Regions from separate parts of the Homo sapiens genome. Here region 1 is linked to region 2. A link is a loop called in an ENCODE intact Hi-C map of the cell type or tissue named here. Cell type or tissue: heart left ventricle. All regions are shown on one strand.

Region 1 (5,000 bases), 77 kb before region 2:
GTTGCCTCCAAGTACCTATTTATTTATTTATTTATGTAATTTCAATAGGTTTTTGGGGAACAGATGGTGTTTGGTCACATGAGTAAGTTCTTCAGCGGTGATTTCTGAGATTTGGGTGCAGCCATCACCTGAGCAGTGCACACTGTACCCAATATGTAGCCTTTTATCCCTCACCCCCTCCCACCCTTTCACCCGAGTCCCCAAAGTCCATTGTGCCATTCTTATACCTTTGCATCCTCATAGCTTAGCTCCCACTTAGGAGTGAGAACGTCCTGAGTTACTTCACTTAGGATAATGGTCTCCAATTCCATCCAGGTTGCTGTGAAGGCCATTATTTCATTCCTTTTTTATGGCTGTCTCTCTGTATTCTTAAAACTAATCACAATGAGACCCTTAAATGTAAACTTCGATACCTCAAGCAGTCCTAGAAACAGATGAAACTCCAATCTCTTGACAAATCCAGCACTTCTAATGCATGGTTGTTGAAAATAGGAGATAACACTTAAGACTAATTAATTATTTTTCTTTTTTTCATGCTTCCTTGTCAGTGACCTTCCCCCCAGTTTTGCTAGGGGAGGATTGAGATTATTATAGCTGGATTACAAAGAGAAAGTGACAACATTCCTTCTTGACATCCCGGATAAGCTCCTGAAACCCATTTCAGAAACAAGAGTGAGTCTTTCAATTCTAAGAGCCAAGTACTTGAGAGGAAGAAGTCTTGTAAATTCCAGAAGCATTCTTTAACCTATCAGGCACCAAAGCCGAAGAGACTGGACATGAGCTTTGTTTTTTTGTAGTAAAATACACATAACATAAAATGTATCATTTCAACCTTTTTTTTTGACTCTTGCTCACTGCAACCTCCTCCTCCCTGGTTCAAGCAATTCTCCTGGCTCAGCTTCCCAAGTAGCTGGGATTACAGGCGCCCGCCACCACGCCCGGGTAATTTTTTGTATTTTTAGTAGACATGGGGTTTCACTGTGTTAGCCAGGCTGGTCTTGAACTACTGACCTCAGGCGATCCGTCCACCTCGGCCTCCCAAAGTGCTGGGATTACAGGCGTGAGCAACCACCCCCATTTTTTTTTTAATTAAAAAAAATTTTTTTTTAATTATTTTTTATGTTTATTTTATTTATTTATTTATTTTTTAAAGACAGGGTCTCGCTATGTTTCTCCCAGAGACACTGAACTCCACTGGCGTCTAGTGACTATTCACAGGTCTGATCATAGCTCACTGCAGCCTCCGACTCCACGCCTCAAGAGATCCTCCCACTTTAGCCACCTGGGTAGCCCAGACGACAGGCGCAAGCCATTTTGTAAGTGTACAATTCAAGGGCATTACATATATTCACATTGTTGTGCAACCATCACCACCATCCATCTCTAGAACTTCTTCATCTCCCAAACTGAAACTCTGTCCCCACTCAGCACTCACTCCCCTTTTCCCTCTCCCCTGCCCCTGGCCCCTGCCATTCATTCCCCTTTCTGCTGCTGTGAATTAGACTATTTCATGTTCTGCAGAAGAGTGGAGAGTTTTGCTTTTCAGCTCTAGAATGGGAAAGGAGCAGGATAGAATATGTGGGCAATTTCCTGCCACACAGGAATGCAGTACATCCCATTTTCCTGGGCTGGAAGAAGAGCATGAAGAGAGAGGGTGGAGTAAAAGAATTGAGGCCTGAGTGAGCGCCCTCCTCTGTCACCGGAGGAGGAAGGATGGGGACCCCAGCAGGTTAGGGGATCCCAGAATGGAGGGTGCTTACTTCCTGCCAGCCAGAGGGCCCAGCCCCCTCCTAAGATTGTACATGGAGCTCCCAAGCTCTCACATGCCTCCTGGGAAGACTGAGCCCTTCCCAGAGACTGAATTCACCCCCGGAATGGACTAAACGGCAAACTCGATGTGACTGCGTTCTCCAGGATGGACGAGGTTTGTATTTTTCCACTACTGAACAGAAATGGGGCTCTCCAACAAATGGAGTTCAATGGTAGAAAATAAAGTTAACATTTCTGAGCATCTGAATATTAATTATAAATTTTATACCTGCTACAAATACCCTGGCCCGAGAGATTCCTTCCTGTCCCCTGCAAGGTTCAAGGCATCCCTTGGCTCCCTAAGCTGTTTGGCTCTGAGCTGGGTGGGGCCCGCACGCAGGAGCAGCAGCTCCGTGTAGAAAGCTGTTTCGGATTTCTCCCCTGGGCAGGGTGCCACACGCACATGTTGCAGTCCCTGCCGACAGCCATGCCCAGCGCCCTGGCAAGCCACCCGCCCCCCAGGCTGCTTAGACCACTGGGTACCGCCCCCTGCTTCTCCCGCCCCCACCTCCTTCCTCCCCCGACTCCACCCCTCTCCTGCTCCAGGAAAAATATGTGGACGTCGCACGTCCCTCCTGTCACGAAACACACAAAGAGGACAGAGGGCGAAGGCGGGGTCCGTGGGAGCCCAGGCGACCTCAAGGCAGTTCACTCACGCAGCCAGCCCTCAGAGACGTGGGCTGCGTGTCTGCTGCCCGCCTGGGGAAACTGCAAGGGGCTGACTGGGTGGTGCCAGGGATTTGCACGCTCGGGGAATCTGTGGGATTCACATCTGTTTCTCCAACATTTCTCTCGCCTCTGCCAGACGTGAGCTCCTTGAAGGCAGGACCAGGCTTGGTTATTTTGAGTCTCTCCATCTCATCGGTCCTTGCTGGACAGATCCCTTTTTCATGGAGTGTCTCTGCCCTCACCCCTCACTCCACCCCAGCCCTCGGTAGTCCCATAGAAGCTGTGGGCTCCTGCAGCTCAGGCCTGGGGCAGTGCTGGATTCAAAATATCATAGCACAGTTCAGCAATCGGAAATGGATTCCACTCTTCACTGGCATTTCCCCTAAAGATCTTAGACGTGGCACCCGTCATAGTCTCTGCAAAACTTCTTCTCTTCTCTTCTCCTTCTCTTCCCTGCCATCCTTGAAATGGCAAGGACAAAAACGGCACCTCTCCTCCCAGCACTTCCTTCCTCTCTGGTCTTCCACCCCTGCCCCCGCTCCACCTTTTATCTTGCTTGTTGACTTAACTGCTTCCTCTCACCTCAGGGTCCCAGCCTTCCCCTCCATTCCTGCTCAGAGGTGGCTTTGGAGCCTATAGAACATGCTCCAAGGTCTTTGGGGCGCTGGTAGATCTACACTCACACCCTCTCACCCTGGCAAGACCTGCAAAGCAGAAGCTGGCACAGCTGGAGGAACAAGAGGCTGAATCGGAAGAACTCATTCAGCTGAATCTTGACGGATGGCCTTTTCCTGTAAAATACAGAGGAGACAGTGCATGCAGTTCAAACGCAGGCTGGGCTCCGTCTCTCTAGGGTGGGGAGATTTGTTCCTGCCCCCAAAACACCCCTTTCTTTTCACGACCCTTGTGCTCCTCTGGCTGCCTGCTTAATGTGCCACCCACACTGCACAGACCCCTCCCTAGGAATGTCCCCACCAACAATCTCAGCTGTGGCCTCAGGTCCACCATGGACACTCTGAGTCCCCAGGGATGCAGGCAGCCCCTAGAGGCTGTGGGATATTCCCAGGATGAGGGGTGGTCAGACACAAGAGTCTTTCATGAAGGTCAGAAGGCTCCAGGTGCTCTGTGTGCAGGTCAGTCGCCTGTACTCAGAAGGCAGGAAGAAGCTGCCTCGTGAGCTGAGGAGGGCAGGAAGGGATGCCATTTGCCTTTCAGGCTTCGTGCCTCCCTGCTGGAGGCTTTTTTGTGTTTATTTTTGCCTTATTTTGGGGTCCATTTAAAAAATCCTCACGCCATTAAAGTATGTCATTAGGGAAGCCCTGGGCCCTTCTTACGAGGCTTTGAGTATGAATGTCAGCCAACATCTCTACTTTAGTTAGCTTCATCTTTTAACTCTTTGAAAAGTGAGGACAAAGAATAAATATTCATTCCATTTCTTTTTTCTTTTTCTTTTCTTTCTTTTTTTTTTTTTGAGACAGAGTCTCACTGTGTCACCTAGGCTGGAGTGCGGTGGCGCTATCTTGTCTCACTGCAACCTCTGCCTCCTGGGCTTAAGTAGTTCTCCTGCCTCAGCCTCCCCAGTAGCTGAGACTACAGGTGCCTGTCACCACACCTGGCTAAATTTTTTTTTATTTTTTAATTTTATTTTTATTTTTAGTAGAGACGGGGTTTCACCATTTTGGCCAGGTTGGTCTCAAACCCCTGACCTCAAATGATCCACCAGCCTTGGCCTCCCAAAGTGCAGGGATTACAAGCATGAGCCACTGCGCCTGGCCTCTTTCCATTTCTTGAGTTCAAATCTATACCCTTGCGTGTGTGCCCCAGTGCTGCAGCTACGGAAATCCACTTCCAAGGCCTAGGGTGGACCACAGAGACCCTCCCTCACCCAGCAAGGACCCCCCAGGTAGCTGGGCTCATCTGTGCCCCTAGAGACACTCTGTGGCCCGTGAGGCAGGAATTATGGTGCCATTCTAGACAGACACTTGAGTGTTTATGGAAACGTCAAGCAATGAGAGCTAAGCTTATTTTAGTGATTCTTGTGTGCCAGGCACTGTTCTAATTAATTTAATCTTCACAGCTCTTATTTCTTGAGGTAAATACTGCTATTACCCCCCATTACAAATGAGAAAGTTAGGGCCCCATGAGGATGAGGGATTTGTCCAACGTCACATGACTCATACGTGGCAGAGGTGAGGCTGGAACTCGGGCCATCTTCAGAGTCTACTTTTGTGTGTGCTCAGCTGGCCTCAGCTGAGAGGCAGGTATGGAAGCCAATCCAAAATGCCTGCAGGGACCCCCGGACTAGACAGCCCTCAGCCTTCATGGGGCCGGGGGGCAGTGGGCAGCTGCTCTTGAACAACAGGCAATTGTTACCTTGCAGGAAAGCAGGCTCAGTGTGTCAGACACTCCTGCTTTTCAAGAGAAGCTGGAAGTTCAGGACCAGCCTGGCCAACATGGTGAAACTCGATCTCTACTAAAAATACAAAAATTAGCGGGGCGTGGTGGCGCATGCCTGTAATCCC
Region 2 (5,000 bases):
AAAACAAGCAGCAGAGCTGGGTACCCCAGTGCTCTGAACCTCTGAGCCCTCCGGCCTCTCTAAGGAGAAGCACAGCCATTGGGATTGTGGAGCGGTGAATCCAGGCTCTCTCTTTGTAATGAGGGAGCTGATCTCACCAGAGAGTGGCATCCTGGCCTTGGAGGTATGCCTGTGGTTTTGCTGTCTTCTTCTCTGGTCTCAAAGCCCATTGCCTGTACTCCTTCGACTTAGGGTCTTTGGGGGGTCACTTGGAAAGAGATCCAGGACAGGCAGAGCCAAGGCTGCAGGTGCCTTTGACATGCCTGTTAATCCAGGCAACTCACCCTGTGACATCAATGTGCAATACTGATCCTCGAGGTACACTGGACTAGTCTCAGAGTAGGTGTGTTTGCCAGAAAGGGAGTCTGCAGGGAGGTTTCCTTGAAGAGACCCTCAGCCCTTTCTCACCTAAGCTCAAAGAAAACCACCTACACTAAGATGCCAAACCACAGGGAAGTTTGTTCTCACATAAATTCCATGCCGAGGCTCAGGGTGGGCTTCACGACTGGCTCCATCCAGGGGCTGTGGCCCCATTTCTCAGTGATTCTCTGTCTCCCCGAATTAACTGTGTCAGCTTCATCCTCAGTCTGGCTTCCTTCATGGTGGCAAAATGGTGGCAGCTGTCCCAGGCCTCAAACCCGCCCAGATGTCCAGAGACAAGGGAGGTGTTTCTTTCCTTGGCTCACTCTGAAGAGCAAGGAACCATTTTCACATCTCGCTGTCTCAAACTAGGTCACACGCCCACCTCCAAGCCACTGGAGCTACAACTCTGGGGCCCAGGGTAATGCCTGTGCTGACTGGCTCAAGCCTGGATTCCTCCACCAATCACAGTGCCCAAGACAGTGGGATGCTGCTTGGCCAGTCAGGCTCAGCCCTGGCCCAGGGATGCTTGGGGCAGGCCTGGGGAGAGGGGAGGGAGCTGGTGGACAACAGCAGAGGAACCCAAGCTCTAAAACGAGAGGACATTAGTCAAACACCAGAAAATCAAACTCTATGGGCCTTTGCCTTAGGGCTGGGCAGCTAGGCTGGCTGGTGGCTGTGTCCTAAAATGGATCCTTCCTTTAGGATGCATCCCGGCTGGCCTGCACTTGGCACCTTACCTGATGCAGAGTGGTGATGGCTGGAGATGGAACCCCTTTGTTGTGGGCCACCTCCCCAAGGTTGACTAGGTCTTCAGAGACCCTTGGGAAACCATAGCTTTGGTTTATTTTATTTGTTTTTTTTATTTATTTAATTTTTTTTTTTGAGACAGAGTCTCATTCTGTCACCCATCCTGGAGTCCAGTGGTGCGATCTCAGCTCCCTGCAACCTCCGCCTCCCAGGTTCAAGCAATTCTCTTGCCTCAGCCTCCCAAATAGCTAGGATTACAGGCATGTGCCACCGCACCAGGCTAATTTTTGTATTTTCTTTCTAGTAGAGATGGGGTTTCACCATATTGGCCAGGCTGGTCTCAAACTCCTGCCCTCAAGTGATCCACCCGCCTCAGCCTCCCAAAGTGCTGGAATTATAGGTGTGAGCAGTGACTGCACCAGGCCACTCTGTCAATTTTATATTTATGAAGCCATCTGAGGGTAGGTTTGACTCACATCTCAGACAAACAGCCCCAGGTGAAGAAAGGGATGTGTTATGGGCAGTGGAGGCTGACATCCAGCCCACCTCTGTTCCTGATGGGCACAGCAGCCTCTCACACAGCACCAGGCAGGCACCGAGGTCCCCTGCCCATAACCTACAGCTTGCAGTGGGGGCATTTACCATGGAGCTGTTCTAGAAGGGCTCCCATTAAGTGGGGCCCCGCTCACCAGGTGGCTGCTGGGGTGGCATCCAGGGTGCCCATCAGGCCCATGTTCTGGGTGATGCCTTTTTTTTTTTTTTAACACACAGTCTCACTCGTGTCACCCAGGCTGGGGTGCAGTGGCGCGATTTCAGCTCACTGCAACCTCCGCCTCCTGGGTTCAAGCAATTCTCCTGCCTCAGCCTCCTGAGTAGCTGGGATTACAGACGCCCGCCACCATGCCTGGCTAATTTTTTTGTATTTTTAGTAAAGACGGGGTTTCACCATGTTGGCCAAGCTGGTCTTGAACTCCTGACCTTGGGTGATTCGCCAGCCTCGGCCCCTCAAAGTGCTGGGATTAGAGGCGTCAGCCACCGTGCCCGGCCCTGGGTGATGCTTTTGATGAGCACAGATTTAAGATGCGTTTAAACAGGAAGGCAGCAGCTTCCCTCTGGCAGCTGGGGACACGGGAGGAGCAGGAAGAGCAGCAATCTCCAGCCCAGCCCTGGCTCTGGAGCTCCCTCTACCCCTTGCCAGTATTAGGTGCTAGGTGCTTTTCAGGGTGCCACGGCCGTCACCATGACCCAGATCAGGAAACAGTGCTGTGTATGTGTCACTGGCACCAAAAACTTTTCTGCAGCCCTAAACCAGCATACGGAATATGCTCTCAGCTTCAAATCAGGCAAATGTGCCTTGTTTTTTTATATCTTTAAGTGACATTATCATTAAAGTGATCGTGTTGTGCTCTGGAAGGAAAGGCACTCCTTGGCCAGACACTGCCTCAGAGTCAGCAAATGCTGGCCATTTCTGGGGAGGACAGGCGGCAGCCAGGAGCTCAGGGGAACCATGCACAAAACTTATCCACAGGGCCTCATCTCAGCAATGCCAAGTTAGTGAAAGCACAGTTGAAGAACAATATTATCCGTGCAATGCCCACAAAACCATACTATATAAGATGCGCAACATTTACGAGTGCAAACATATAGCAAATAAACAGAGAGACCCCAGACTACCATCAGCAAGAGTGGCTGCAGCTGGTGAAGGGCCTGGAGCCTGGGTGGGCACAATATTAGCTCCACCATTAATACTGTTTATTCTTTCCACCACCTCCCTGGGGCAGCTGGGAGTGGAAGCCTGGCTGCACAGCGAGATGTGGTTTGATGTCTGACCTTGTTTTGGGTTTAAAGGCATCCAAGTAACTTGTCTCAGCACTTAGAAGTGCATCAGAGCCAAATGTCTCCAAAACTGGGCTCTGAGCCATAAGGAGAAAAAAGGAGGCCGCAGGCTTGGCAGGAGTGTGATGCGAGCGGAGGCTGGAATCAGCCCCTCGGGAATGCTATCTCTCTGGGGACAGGAGGAGGGCTTTCCTACAGCACCCCTCTCCCTCCAACCAACTCAGCTCCAGGGAATGAAGATAAATACTGAGCCACGCCCAAGAGAGGGAGGGAGTGGGCAGGAGGGAGTGGGCAGAGTTTGGGGGATGGCAGGGAATGGGGAGAAGCTTTCCTTTTGAGGCCTTGTCATATACCAGGCACATTTCATTATTCCTTAAAAAAATCCGAGGAGAATCTCTTCGTCGTTTCCCTTTATAAGATCAGGAAATGAGGCTTAGAGAGGATGAGGGGCATGGCAGGGCTGGGGGCAAACACATGCCATCTAGCTGCAAAGCTGTGTCCCCTCCAGGGCAAAGGTGGCTCTGGACTTCAGGGGCAGCAGAATGTGGTGGTGCCAGTGACTAGGACTTGGGGACCATCACCTCCAGAGTCAGCCTCATCAGCCTACAGGAAGTCTCAGCGCTGCCACAGCAGCTTCTGTGGTTCTCTGGCTGCAGGGCTAGGTCCTCAAAGCCCAGCCCTTCTGAATCTGAGTCCAGGGCTCGAGAGGTCTGCAAATGGGAAGCAGGGTCCGGGGAGCACCCCATGGAGGCAGACACGTGCCCATGCCGCAGGCCCAGCACACCTGCCTTAGGTGGGATTTATGACAACCCAGAGACCCTCCAGCCTGACCTGAGGCTGTGTGCAAAGATACACGTGCTTTGATTATCAAGAAAAATGGGACAGTAAAGTAGCTGTTACTTAATACATGCAGGTTCCCCAGGCAGATAAAACCTTTCAGGCACGTGAGGCCCAGGGCAGGTGTTGGGGAGCAGCCCTCAAAAGGTCTTGGTGGAGCCCCTAGGCAGAATCCACCAGCTCCTCTGTCTGAGCCCTACCTGCCCGAAGGCTGGAAGCAGCAGCTTTCAGCTCATCACCCTCAGCCCTTGTGTTGCCCAAGGTCCCAGCACAGCAAAGAGGCAATGGCAACCAATTTGGGCAGGGTATCAGTGTCAGATGGACTTCCATTCATGTCTGTTGATTGGTAAGGACCCAGGCCAGGACCACGCAGACAGCGTGCCTGGCTGGGACGGGAGGGAAGAGCAAGCTCGGTCCGTGCCGTGCCCACCCAGCCCTGCTGCACCTGGCTTTGCAGGCTTCTTTGTCGCTCTGGTCCCGACTGTCCACCTGGATGAACCGAGAGCTTCCTCAGAGGAATGTGCAGCACCATGATGGGCACGAGGTGGGGACGGGCCTGATTTCAGGCTACGGGTGGACTCTGAGAGGCTGAGAAGGGGGACTTGAGTTTATGGGCACACACAGCTCTCTAGCTTGGGTTTGGGTAAGAATCGGGACCAGTTTTTTAGAGAATCTGCTCTTCTCCTCTTTCTCATCTGAAAAACTCTCACCAAGTCTATTTTTGATCTTCAGCTGGAAGAAATCTTTATTTTTAAGATGCTAACCCTGGCACATCCTAGCTCCAGAGCAGCAGCTGGCAGGGAGCACAGAAAGCCTGACGGGGCTACGTGGGTGCACCTGGAAGACTGGCCACTGCTTTTAGAGCAAGGACCAGAATTCTTGCCACAAACTTTTGGCTCTGGAAAGGCCAACTGAATGGCTCAGAACCGGGAAAGGTTTTTGTTTGGTTGAAGCGTTTTTAGGGATGAGAATTATTATTATTATTATTATTATTATTATTATTATTATTATTATTATTATTGAGACTGAGTTTCACTCTTGTTGCCCAGGCTGGAGTGCAATGGCGCGATCTCGGCTCACCACAACCTCCGCCTCCCAGGTTCAAGCAATTCTCCCCGCCTCGGCCTCCCAAGTAGCTGGGACTGGTAGCATGTGCCATCATGCCCGGCTAATTTTGT

The links. Hi-C counts contacts between places; a loop is a spot of excess contacts. Peaks named below come from ENCODE experiments on the same cell type or tissue, not always from the same donor. Only the 100,000 strongest peaks of a DNase experiment are listed, where the experiment ranks them.
Region 1: it touches region 2 in a loop (1.9-fold over the local background); 9 of 110 quality-filtered maps call a loop at or near these places.

Annotation. Positions count from the first base shown.
Region 1 is chr15:99,483,908-99,488,907 of GRCh38, reverse strand. LOC107984790 (a long non-coding RNA gene) reads right to left here and starts at 2,190. Exons shown (of 3, transcript XR_001751711.2): 1 at 2,039-2,190. RefSeq lists a silencer at 2,230-2,279. In heart left ventricle, no CTCF peak of the experiment used is centred here; a DNase peak (open chromatin) is centred at 2,247; H3K4me3 peaks cover 1,027 bases; H3K27ac peaks cover 2,510 bases.
Region 2 is chr15:99,406,551-99,411,550 of GRCh38, reverse strand. All of the region lies in intron 4 of LOC105371017 (a long non-coding RNA gene), which reads right to left. Among named protein-coding and RNA genes, the nearest start is that of LINC02244, 6.6 kb to the right of the region's middle. RefSeq lists an enhancer at 1,608-2,107. In heart left ventricle, a CTCF peak has its summit at 2,340; a DNase peak (open chromatin) is centred at 2,280; H3K27ac peaks cover 2,050 bases.